Linked DNA regions of Homo sapiens: region 1 is linked to region 2. A link is a contact called in ENCODE POLR2A ChIA-PET data. All regions are on one chromosome and are shown on one strand. Each heading gives the region's core, a stretch centred on a gene start or an enhancer-like site at or near the end of the contact. The rest is flanking DNA. Distances are from core to core; before and after follow the strand shown. Region 1 overlaps SPIRE1 (spire type actin nucleation factor 1). Region 2 holds the start of PTPN2 (protein tyrosine phosphatase non-receptor type 2).

Region 1 (5,729 bases), core at 1,435-3,934, 250 kb after region 2:
TTCTCTTAAGAGCGTACCATGGAGTTTTTGGAGGCATGAGGAAGACTGTCAGAATGACTGCAGAAGCAGATGAGATCCAGCCTTTTTTTTTTTTGGAGACAGAGTCTTGCTCTGTCACCCAGGCTGGAGTGCAGTGCCATGATAACGGCTCACTGTAGCCTCAACTTCCTAGGTTCAAGTCATCCTCCCACCTCAGCCCTCTGAGTAGCTGGGACTACAGGTGCATGTCACCACACCTGGACAGTTTTTTATTTTTTATTTTATGTGTATTTTTTGAGACAGAGTCTCACTCTGTCACCCAGACTGGAGTGCAGAGGTGCGATCTTGGCTCACTACAACCTCTGCCTCCTGGGTTCAAGCGATTCTACTACCTCAGCCTCCCAAGTAGCTGGGACTACAGGCGTGCGCCATGATGCCCGGCTAATTTTTGTATTTTTAGTAGAGACAGGGTTTTGCCAGGCTGGTTGTGAACTCCTGACCTCGTGATCCTCCCGCCTCACCCTCCCAAAGTGTTGGGATTACAGGCGTAAGCCACTGTGCCTGGCCTGTTTTTTTATTTTTATGTTTTTTTTTTTTTTTTTTTTTTTTTTTGTAGAGATGGGGTTTTGCTATGTTGCCCAGGCTGGTCTCCAACTCCTGAGCTCAAGCAGTCCTCATGCCTCGGCCTCCCAAAGTGTTGGGATTATAAATGTGAGGCACCTTGCCCAGCCTCTGTGGCTTTCATTGAGCCTGACATTAAAAGGTTTTGTAAAATGTAAAACAATTCCACTGTTCTCATTTTTTTAATGTAGTTTTTTTTTCCTCCATAAAATGTTATTAACATTTAATGGGCTTAAATGAATTAATACATATTTTAAACATTCCTTGGTTTTAATTTCTAATACAGTAAATATTGATAGATTATAGCCCACATTAAAAAAAAGCTCTTTGGGCTCTAATTTTTTAGTGTGTAAAGAGAGTCTAAAACCAAAATTTAAAGGTTTGAGAGCTGTGGTATGAGAGCACAGATGGCAGAGGTACTTCTTCCTAAGAAACAGAATAGGGAGGTAGGAGGAAACTAGAGTTGTGGGGTAGGCAGCAGGAAGCCCAGGCATCCTTGCCATATGGGTTTAAGGCTCTTTTTGTCAGCAAGAAGGCAGGCTCATTTCTGAGACTGAGGTTATACGGGGTCACAAAGGGGACTGACTACTAGAGCCTCTCTTGGCTCTTAAATTATTTTTCTGTTGAGCAAAACAAATTGTTTTTCTATTTCTGCCATTCCCTCTGTAAACCCCTCACCCAACTCTTGCTAGTATAAGCTGCCTGAAGGAAGAGGCTGGCTGCCATTCTGGGGCAGCCTGTTCAGCCTTTCTGAATTCAGAGAGGCCTTGTTAGGTGGCCCTTGTGCCCAGGCTCAGCTCATGGGGCCTCCCTTTCCTTCTCGCTTCTCTGCCTCAGATTCTCCATTGAGGGTGGATAGCTGCAAAAATTATTATTATTTTTTGAGACAGAGTCTTGCTCTTGCCCAGGCTGGAGTGCAGTGGCATGATCTCAGCTCACTGCAACCTCTGCCTCCCAGGTTCAAGCGATTCTCCTGCCTCAGCCTCCTGAGTAGCTGAGATTACAGGCATGTGCCACCACGCCCAGCTAATTTTTGTATTTTTAGTAGAGATGGAGTTTTGCCGTGTTGGCGAGGCTGGTCTCGAACTCGGAACCTCAGGTCATCTGCCTGCCTCAGCCTCCAAAGTGCTGGGATTACAGGCACGAGCCACTGTGCCTGCCATAAAAATTATTTACATTTTATTCAGCATCAAGCCTAGCTTTATACGTGCAGCATATTATGTGTCATTCCTGGTTGGGAAGTGTAAGGTTTCCTGGGAGCAAGAAGGAAGTCCTTCTTAAGCAAGGCTTACAGACTCCCAGGGAGAACAAAATCTCTTTATCTCTCTGGGGTTTTAGGACCCTCATCAAGTCATAGAATTGAAATAGAGAACATCAATTGTTCAACTTTTTAATTTTAATAGTTTTTGTAGTACATAAAAATCATGTTATGAATTATTTTGTAGTTTTAATTATAACTTTTTTAGCACTTTTACCATATTCTTAAAAATTAAAAATTATGAGTTCTGAGAAAGCAGTGAAATCACATATAGGTATTTGATTAACTTTTATGTGATCTTTTACCTCAAGCTAATGTTTCTTAAAATCAAGTATTTTACCTTATTTCTTACTGTTTGGAAAATGTTTTAATATACTTGATTATACTAAGTATTTTCCAGCATTTGAACTCCTTAATGGAAATCTTTCATATGATTTGTTTTAAATGACATGCAAATTTTTTTACTTTAATAGGCAATTTAATTTTTCCCTATAACTTTTTCTGCTTTTTGAAAGTATAATTTACATACAGTAAAATTTACCTTTTTATTTAATTCTTTGAGTTTTGACAAGGATATTTTGTTGTTAACTATCCCTACAATCAAGTTTTGTCACCCCTTTAACGTCCCCCATGCCACTTTGTAGTTAGCCCTGCCCCTCCTCCCAGCCCCTCTTAGCCACTGATCTGTATGTTGTTCTTACAGTTTTGAAAAGGACATGTAATTTAAACAGCGTGTGACCCATATTTCTCCCTTCCTAGTAGTGGCTCACAGCTCAGACTACTAATTTATAAACTCTTGAATGACTAACCTGTACTCGTAGGCGCTTGCCTGTCAAGGAAGCAGTTCAGACCCAGATTTAAGGGTAGCTTTTATTCCAATTTTACAAATTTTTCCTACTGCCATTGTTTAAATAGTTTTGTGGATTATAATCTTACTTTTGAAGAAAATTGCTAAATATTTGAAAATGCTAAAACAGAACTGATTTGAATTTCCATGTATTTTAATTGAGGCTTTTACATTGGTTTTTTTCCAGCTTTCCAAATTTCATCACATTCCTGTCTCCTATTAATCACCACTAATTATGTAGCACTCAGAGGCCCTTTCCCTTCAGCAGGAAAGAAGGTTAAATGAATAACTAGAACAATCCTGTTCCCTTGGGGGATTAACTGTATTTTAAGTGGAATAGGTTAAAGTATTATATAAAGTTAAATGAACTTTTATCATTACTTTAATCTTGATAGAACTGGTTTGTAAAAATTGTACCATAGAATCATTTAAGCTTTAGTGAGGGAAACTATTAAAAAGACTCATGTTCACATCTCAGAAATAAAGTTCATGTATACTGGGCATAAGTACCTATTCTGTGTTTCATTCCCACATGCATCTTGAAGAAATATTTTACAGCTTACTCATTCCTGTACACTAATAACAGACAGAGAGCCAAATCATGAGTGAACTCCCATTCATATTGCTACAAAGAGAATAAAATACCTAGGAATCCAACTTACAAGGGATATGAGGGACCTCTTCAAGGAGAACTACAAACCACTGCTCAACAAAATAAGAGAGAGACACAAACAAATGGAAGAACATTCCGTGCTTATGGATAGGAAGAATCAATATCGTGAAAATGGCCATACTGCCCAAGATAATTTATAGATTCAATGCCATCCCCATCAAGCTACCAATGACTTTCTTCACAGAATTGGAAAAAACTACTTTAAAGTTCATATAGAACCAAAAAAGAGCCCGCATTCCCAAGACAATCCTAAGCAAAAAGAACAAAACTGGAGGCATTGTACTACCTGACTTCAAACTATACTACAAGGCTACAGTAACCAAAACAGCATGGTACTGGTACCAAAACAGATATATTGACCAATGGAACAGAACAGAGGCCTCAGAAATAACACCACACATCTATAACCATCTGATCTTTGACAAACCTGACAAAAACAAGAAATGGGGAAAGGATTCCCTATTTAATACATGGTACTGGGAAAACTGGCTAGCCATATGTAGAAAGCTGAAACTGGATCCCTTTCTTTATACAAAAATTAATTCGAGATGGATTAAAGACTTAAAATGTTAGACCTAACGCTATAAAAACCCTAGAAGAAAATCTAGGCAATACTATTCAGGACATAGGCATGGTCAAGGACTTCATGACTAAAACACCAAAAGCAATGGCAACAAAAGCCAGAATAGACAAATGGGATCTAATTAAACTAAAGAGCTTCTGCATGGCAGAAGAAGCTACCCTCAGAGTGAACAGGAAACCTACAGAATGGGAGAAAATTTTTGCAATCTACCCATCTGACAAAGGGCTAATATCCAGAATCTACAAAGAACTCAAACAAATTTACAAGAAAAAAACAACCCCATCAAAAAGTGGGCAAAGGATATGAACAGACACTTCTCAAAAGAAGACATTTATGCAGCCAACAGACACATTAGAAAATGCTCATCATCACTGGTCATCAGAGAAATGCAAATCAAAACCACAATGAGATACCATCTCATACCAGTTAGAATGGCAGTTGTTAAAAATTCAGGAAACAACAGATGCTGGAGATGATGTGGAGAAATAGGAACGCTTTTACACTGTTTTTGGAAGTGTAAATTAGTTCAACCATTATGGAAGACAGTGTGGCGATTCAAGGATCGAGAACTAGAAATACCATTTGACCTAGTGATCCCATTACTGGGTATATACCTAAAGGATTATAAATCATGCTACTATAAAGACACATGCACACATATGTTTACTGTGGCACTATTCACAATAGCAGGCTTGGAACCAACCCAAATGTCCATCGATGATAGACTGGATTAAGAAAACGTGGCACATACACACCATGGAATACTATGCAGCCATAAAAAAGGATGAGTTCATGTCCTTTGCAGGGACATAGATGAAGCTGGAAACCATCATTTTGAGCAAACTATTGCAAGGACGGAAAACCAAACACCACATGTTCTCACTCATAGGTGGGAATTGAACAATGAGAACACTTGGACACAGGGTGGGGAACATCACACACTGGAGCCTGTTGTGGGGTGGGGGAGGGAGGAGGGATAGCATTAGGAGAAATACCTAATGTAAATGGGTGCAACAAACCAACATGGCACATGTATACCTCTGTAATAAACCTGCACATTGTGCGCATGTACCCTAGAACTTAAAGTATAATAACAAAAAAATTTTACAATTAGAAGAGTGTTTCTCTGTCCACCTCTGAAGCAAAAGAATATTTAGTTTGAATTAAGAGGCATTAATTACTCTCAGTCAAAAAATTTTGTTTTGTTTATGTAAATAACAAAAGAGTTCAGACCTGTTAACAATCTTTTTAAATTAAAAATGATCATCCTCTGGGCAAAAAAAAAAAAAAAATATATATATATATATATATTTTACAGCTTACTATATTCCAAGTACTGTTATAGACATTAATTAATCATCACAGCAAATGTATGAAGTAGATCCTATTATTTGCATTTTAGGGATGAGAGCTAAGTATATAGAGAGGTTAAGTAATTTGCCCAAGCCGACATAGCCAGAAAGTTGCGGAACCACTTTATCTCTTTACTTTTCATATATTTGTCTTTTCTTTATTCAGCCTGTATCTGCAATGTAAGGTATCTACATAATGCTGATGGTTAATTTAGTGCCTTATTTGGAATAATGAGATGCCTTTGTATCTCCTTATATGCCTCTTAACTGCAGCTACTTCAGTTCTTGGCATTTTATAGCCAACGGATATAGTCCTGTTAGATGTAACCTTGACAAAAGTGTTAACGCAGTCCATGAACCTTCAACCTCTTAGATGAGGACAGGGTCTGTACTGTAGGAACTTGTAAAGTAGTCTG
Region 2 (6,077 bases), core at 191-2,690:
CTGTTCTAGATTCTTCGCTGCACTCAGCAAACTAAGATAGGCAAATACAGCTCCCGGAACCAGAGAGGCTGACAAATGAATTCCAAAGAGATGCTGAATACTTGGCGATAAGAACTGCTGCTTTGAGATAAAGATGCTCCTCCTTTGTAGAACACAGTATTTTTTGGTTGGAAAGCAATCTGATGAGCAGACTAATGCGAACATTCACAGGATATTCTGGGAGATACCATGCCTTTAATCAAAATAATCAGATTCAATGACAGAATTTCAGAACCAAGGACCATTAGACATTGTGGGGTCTTTCGGGGGAAGCTTTCCTGTATCTCTAAATCATACTATGTAAGTAGAAAGCTTGCTGACTGCTTTTTTGTTAATACGATTTCTTCTAGCTTCCGTAGCCAACTTTTTTTTTTTTTTTTCTGGCTAGGGTTTTCATTATTTTATGTGATTAAGGACACTTTTCTGCCCCAAGTATTGTAATCCTCTCGGCCGGCTCTGTCCAAAAGAACTGTCTTCGATGATAGAAACGTTCTACATATGTACTTTGCCACATAGCAGCCACTAGCCATACATGGTTATGGCACACCTGAAATGTGGCTGGTGCCACTGAGGAATTAAGTTAATATTTAAAATTTAAATCCCAATACTGGACAGCACGGCTAAACCTTTCCTAACCCTTCACGTTTCTTATGAAGATTATATAGCAGGATATTACAAGCACTAAAAAAGAACTATCTTAAATCTGAAGCAAGATGATTTCCCTAACTAGTACGTTTGTTTGGTAAAAGAGGACGTGCTATTTTTTACAGTTAAATCTAATTCGTAAGTTGTAGAACGTTTTCTTAACAAGGTATCCCTCTCCCAAATTCCGGGAGAGGCTGGCTGCCTTTCCTTTTGCTCCAGCGGTTTATTTGGCATAAAATCTGCAGGCTTACAGGAGCTGACACCAGGGCAGAAAAGAATGAGGAATTTGTTTCCAAGTTGGTCACAGGCCGCTAATCTGACCTAGATGATGTTTAAAATAATATTCAAATACAGCACTTTAAAAAACTATGAAGGCTGAGAAGAAAACGAGAAATGGGAAGCAAGAAGGAAGGCGGAGCGTGCCGGCGACTTCTCAGGGGACTTCCTCAGGGAGTCCCATTCCAGTAACCCCGCGCTACCCACGGACCACCGCCTCTCTCTTGTCGGAAGACGCAAGCCCAAGGGGCGGCTCACCTCGTGCCGCGCGCAGGGACCACGGCCGCCGGGTGGTCCCCTGGCCCCGCCCCCTCCCACCTGGGCACCCCGAGCCCCGCCCCCCGAGCGCCCCGCCCCGCCCCGCCGCCGACTTCGCGCCGCGCTCGGGCGCCGAGTCTGCGCGCTGACGTCCGACGCTCCAGGTACTTTCCCCACGGCCGACAGGGCTTGGCGTGGGGGCGGGGCGCGGCGCGCAGCGCGCATGCGCCGCAGCGCCAGCGCTCTCCCCGGATCGTGCGGGGCCTGAGCCTCTCCGCCGGCGCAGGCTCTGCTCGCGCCAGCTCGCTCCCGCAGCCATGCCCACCACCATCGAGCGGGAGTTCGAAGAGTTGGATACTCAGCGTCGCTGGCAGCCGCTGTACTTGGTGAGTCGCGGACCCACGCGGCAGTCGCCGACCTCCTCCGAGACCCGGACTCGTGCCCTGTCCGCAGGGTCCCTCCCGCCTCCCCCGCCTCTCGCCTCTAGCCTCTCGCTCGGGGCGGAAGTGGCGGCGCGGTCCGCGTCAGGGGCGCGCCTGCGCTGACCGCTCTCTTGCTCCTTTTGGTTTAAAAAAAAAAAAAAAAAAAGCATACTTGAGCTGAGCAGCTCATGGTTAGCGCAAGCGCAGTTAGTTCTGGAGGGCGGTGCCACAGCGGCTTCTTGGGGAGCGCGTGGATGCGCCACCAGCGTTGCGCGGCCCGGGTCTGGGGGTCCTTGGGAAAGCCGTGGGGGCGCTCGGGCGCGCGCCCCCGGGCCGCAGCTTCGCCGTAGCTCCCACGCCGCTGTGCTTGGTTCTTGCTCGCGGACAGCTCTTTCTCTGGCCGGGTGTTTTGTGGCCGGGTGGGCAGCTGGCGTCCCCGGGAGCGGTGAGGGCGGGGGCGGGCGAGCCGGGCCGCGGCGTCCGGGTCCAGCTGGCGCCCGCGCAGGACCTGTGGGAGCAGGCCGCTCTGGGCGCCGGGCCGGCCGCCGCAGCCCTCTGCGAGGCGAAGCTCGCTCTCCTGGCGGAGCCGCGGTGGTTGGGGGTGGCTCGTGGCCTCTGGCGAGGGCAGCGCTCTCGGGACCCTCCGTCTTCATTTTCCCCCGTGGCCCAGCAGCGCCCAGCGTGGGTTCGGCCCCCATAGAACCTTCCCGGAACGAAAGAGGCTTTGCTTGTGTTCGTCCAGTGATAGCGTGTCATTCTCTTTATAGTTTTCCTTACTGAGGTATACTTTCCCTACAGTGAAACGCAGCTTTCATGTGTGCTCCCAGACGGGTGTCACAAATGAATCCCCTCTTGCAAGCCCCCTCAAATCAAAATAGCCTTTCCTTGCCCTGAGAAAGTGCCCTCATCCCCTCCCCGGGGGCACGGTGTTCCGATGCCTATCGCCCTAATCGTGCCTGTTCAGCTCACATAGATGCAATATGTAGTATAAACACCTGTGATTCGCTTTTTTTATGTCAACTAGACTACCTTTTAATTCAAACAAAACTTTATCTCTTTTAAAATGATGTAACTGCTTTCCCCTTCGTTTAATCCTTGTCGTATTATTCCCAAGATTGAATTTGGTGACGGTTAAGTTAATGCTGCTTCTGATGTTTGGTTCTCTCTGTGTAAAGTAAAAGACGGGCTTTCCTGTAAATGGATGATCCTGGGTTTTTCCCCTTTCCATTTAATTAGATGGCAGTGAAAAATGTGTTCAGAAAGTAACGTTTTCTTCTTGAACACATTAGTGGGAAGTATAAATATTCTGATTCCCATGATACAGAGTATGTTAGAATAGGGATCTAAGTTTTAAAGAATGCTGGTAAGGACTCTTCCAATTATAGACAATCTGAAACGCAAATTCTGGTAGGAATCTTCATGTGAGAGAGCCTGCCAGCTGCATCTTCTCCAGTTACATTTGTTTTAGCAGAGGCTGCTGTCTCTCTAAGGGATAGGTTATATATCGAAATAGATTTGAAAAGAGAAAAGTGAATATAACTTAATTCAGCTTAACATTTTGGTTTAAGAAATTTAATTTTCTTTGGTATCATTAATATCCTTGAAAATTCAATGAGAATTGTGATTCCTCTTTCCAGAAAAATGAACTTAACTCGCATCCACTGGAGATTTCACATGCATTTTCAAAAAGATAAGGAAATCCTTCTATAGATTCTTACCGAGGAATCCTGTAGTTTCCTTGGTTGGTCAATGCTCATATTATTTTTTCCTAGTTGAAAACAAGACCATTAGTTTGGTCAGTAGAAACCATGGCATGCACACTGGTGTTACAGTAAAAGTAGGTCACAAACCAAGAAAGTTAGTAATGGAAAGCAAGTCAGGAAGTTTGAGCTATGTGTTCTCCTGTGGCCTTAGAACATCCATTCAGCCATTCCACAAATATGCCCGGACCCCCAGTGGAGTTGCAGCTTTTGCTCCTGGCCTTGGGGATTCAGCAGAGAATGCTCCTGGCAAGTTTCCTACCCTCGAGGTGCTCACTCTAGGGCTTATTCTTTTGGGGCCTCATTGTAGTTCCATATTTTCATTCATTCGTTCATAACATGCTTGTTATGTGCTAGTGTTAGACACTGAGGATTCTTGTTAAAAGACAGGAGTCCCAGTTTTTAAGGATGCAGCCCTGTAAATAGGTAAGCTGATGAAAACGTTAAAGTGATACATGTAAAGCTAGCTTGAAGCACAGGGTCTTGTGGAGTTGAGTTACCTAGGAGTCCTGTATTTCCCAAAAAGGGGTACACATGGGAGTTCTGGTGAAGCTTCTCGAGGGAGGGAGGACCTCACCTAAGTCTTGAAAGACATTGGCCAGGGGAAGAGGACAAGGGAGGTGAAGAGAATTACTGTTCCAGCAAGGAGGGAGTGCACAAAGGCACTGAGGGAATGCTGAGAGAACCACCCACAGTTTAGCCTGGAGACTGGTGTGAAGTTGAGATGCTGGAGAGTAAGGCAGAGCCTAGATCAGACTAAGGAATTTGAGCTGTTTAATAGGAACTCATTGTGGAATTGTAAGTCTGGAAATACCATGATCATATTTGCTTCTTTTTTTTTTGACAGAGTCCCGCTCTGTCGCCCAGGCTGGAGTGCAGTGGTGCGACGTCAGCTCACTGCAACCTCTGCCTCCTGGGTTCAAGTGATTCACTTACCTCAGCCTCCTGCGTAGTTGAAATTACAGGCACACACCACCATGCCCGGTTGATTTTTTTGTACTTTTAGTAGAGACAGGGTTTCGACATGTTGGCCAGGCTGGTCTCGAACTCCTGACCTCAGGTGATCCGCCTGCCTCGGCCTCTCAAAGTGCTGGGATTACAGGCATGAGCCACTGCTCTGGGCTGATCATATTTACTTGTTAGCAAGATCGTTCTGACTGCTAGCAGACTGGATGAGGAAAGTGTAGGCACGCAGCACAGGGCAGTAGTCGGTTGGAGTAAACCTGAAGAGACATGATGAGCTTCTGTTAGGCAGTGGCAGGAGGGATGGAGGGGAGATACAGATTTGAAATGAAATGGTAAAGGGGTATACGTTATGTACAAGTTTGGTTTTGAAACTTTAATTCTGTTTGAGGTACCTGCGAGACACTGAAATGAAGCTAGTTGAATGTATAAATTTGGAGTTCGGGAGAGAGGGTCTGAGTAAATGTGATTTTGGAAATCATGAACACATGGGTGATATTTGAGGTCTTAGACATTGATGAGATCATCTAGGGAAGATACAGAGCGTTTGGAAATATCAAAGGCCAAGGACAGAATCTTGACAGACAACATTTAAAAGGATGGGTGGAGAAAGAGGAACTTGCAAAAAAGACTGGTGAGGAACAACCACAGAAGTGGGGAGGAAAGCAGTGGAGGGAGTTGAGGGTGAGCAGGGCCACCTGACAGGTAAGGGCCAGCCTGAGAGGGCCATGACATTGAGCAGCTAGATTAACAGATACCTTAAAGGGAGTTGTGTCAGCGGACTACACAAGACAGATACCTGGAGTTCAGGAGAGAAGGTAGGAGGAAATGCAAACTACCAAGTGTACACTGCTCTTTTTAGAAGCCCAACTTGAAGAAGTGGGGAGAGGTAGCTAAAATGAAGCAAGATTGTGTGACTTCTCACTTAAACCCTTGAACGGCTTTCCGTTGCTCACAGTGTAAATTCAGCCCCTCCTCCGGCTCACAAGACCTCATGGCCTGTGTCTCTTGCTTGATTTCCCCTATCACTTTCCTCCCTCTTTTCCACTGTGTTGTATTCTTGGAAGTGTGTGTGTCCATTCTCCCCTTAGGGCGTTTGTAAATGTTGTTCTCTTTGCCTTGGCACAACTTTCCCCCCTTCTCTTTCCTTTCTTGCTTAAACTGCCTCCTACTCATCCCTGAAGTCTCACTTCCTTGGCAGGCCTTCTTGACCTGCCCATGCTGGGTATGAGCCCCTGTTGCGTACTTCTTTAGCATCCCAAGACTTCCCCTTTCATAGCGGGAATTGGATGTCATACAGCAGCAAATGATTTCGGGAACACAATTTGCATTAAGCAAACCACTATCTTGAAAGTAACACAGCTTGAGTAGGAAAAAAGTGTTTAAGGTGGCTTTCTGCTTTGTTTAGCACAGCAGTGGGTGATGTTTCTGATAATGTTTTTGAAGAGTTGTGCTTTTTTTGGTAATGCTCATGGAGCTGGGAAAAGAAAGGCTTTGCTCTTGAGCAAAAACTGAGTACAACTAAAAGCTGGACTTGCTTAGTGGTAGGAGAACTTGATACCTTGTTGAAATTCTAGCGGGAAAAATGAATTTAGTATTTTGAGTCTGGAACTCTGGTCCCTTATTCCTTTTTGCTCCTTTTGAAAAGTGTCTTTTATTTCATGAGTTTGATAATAGGAGGTTTCTTAGAAATGAATTATTGGGTTGGAGCAGA

The links. ChIA-PET counts read pairs that join two places held with the same protein, here RNA polymerase II (POLR2A).
Region 1: POLR2A ChIA-PET joins it to region 2 with 14 read pairs in HEK293. The contact joins the enhancer-like site here to the promoter of PTPN2 in region 2. POLR2A ChIA-PET finds 5 or more read pairs at or near these places in 6 of 52 experiments (BJ, Caco-2, HEK293 and 3 more).

What each region holds. Positions count from the first base shown.
Region 1 is chr18:12,626,411-12,632,139 of GRCh38, reverse strand. All of the region lies in intron 2 of SPIRE1 (spire type actin nucleation factor 1), which reads left to right. Among named protein-coding and RNA genes, the nearest start is that of SPIRE1, 29 kb to the left of the region's middle. Within about 2 kb of position 2,684, at least 3 of the 41 ENCODE cell types and tissues checked have a DNase peak (open chromatin) inside an H3K27ac peak, as active enhancers do.
Region 2 is chr18:12,879,600-12,885,676 of GRCh38, reverse strand. It overlaps PTPN2 (protein tyrosine phosphatase non-receptor type 2), which reads left to right and starts at 1,440. Exons shown (of 9, transcript NM_002828.4): 1 at 1,440-1,604. The coding sequence starts at 1,536. RefSeq lists silencers at 1,228-1,517, 1,898-2,237 and an enhancer at 5,345-5,404.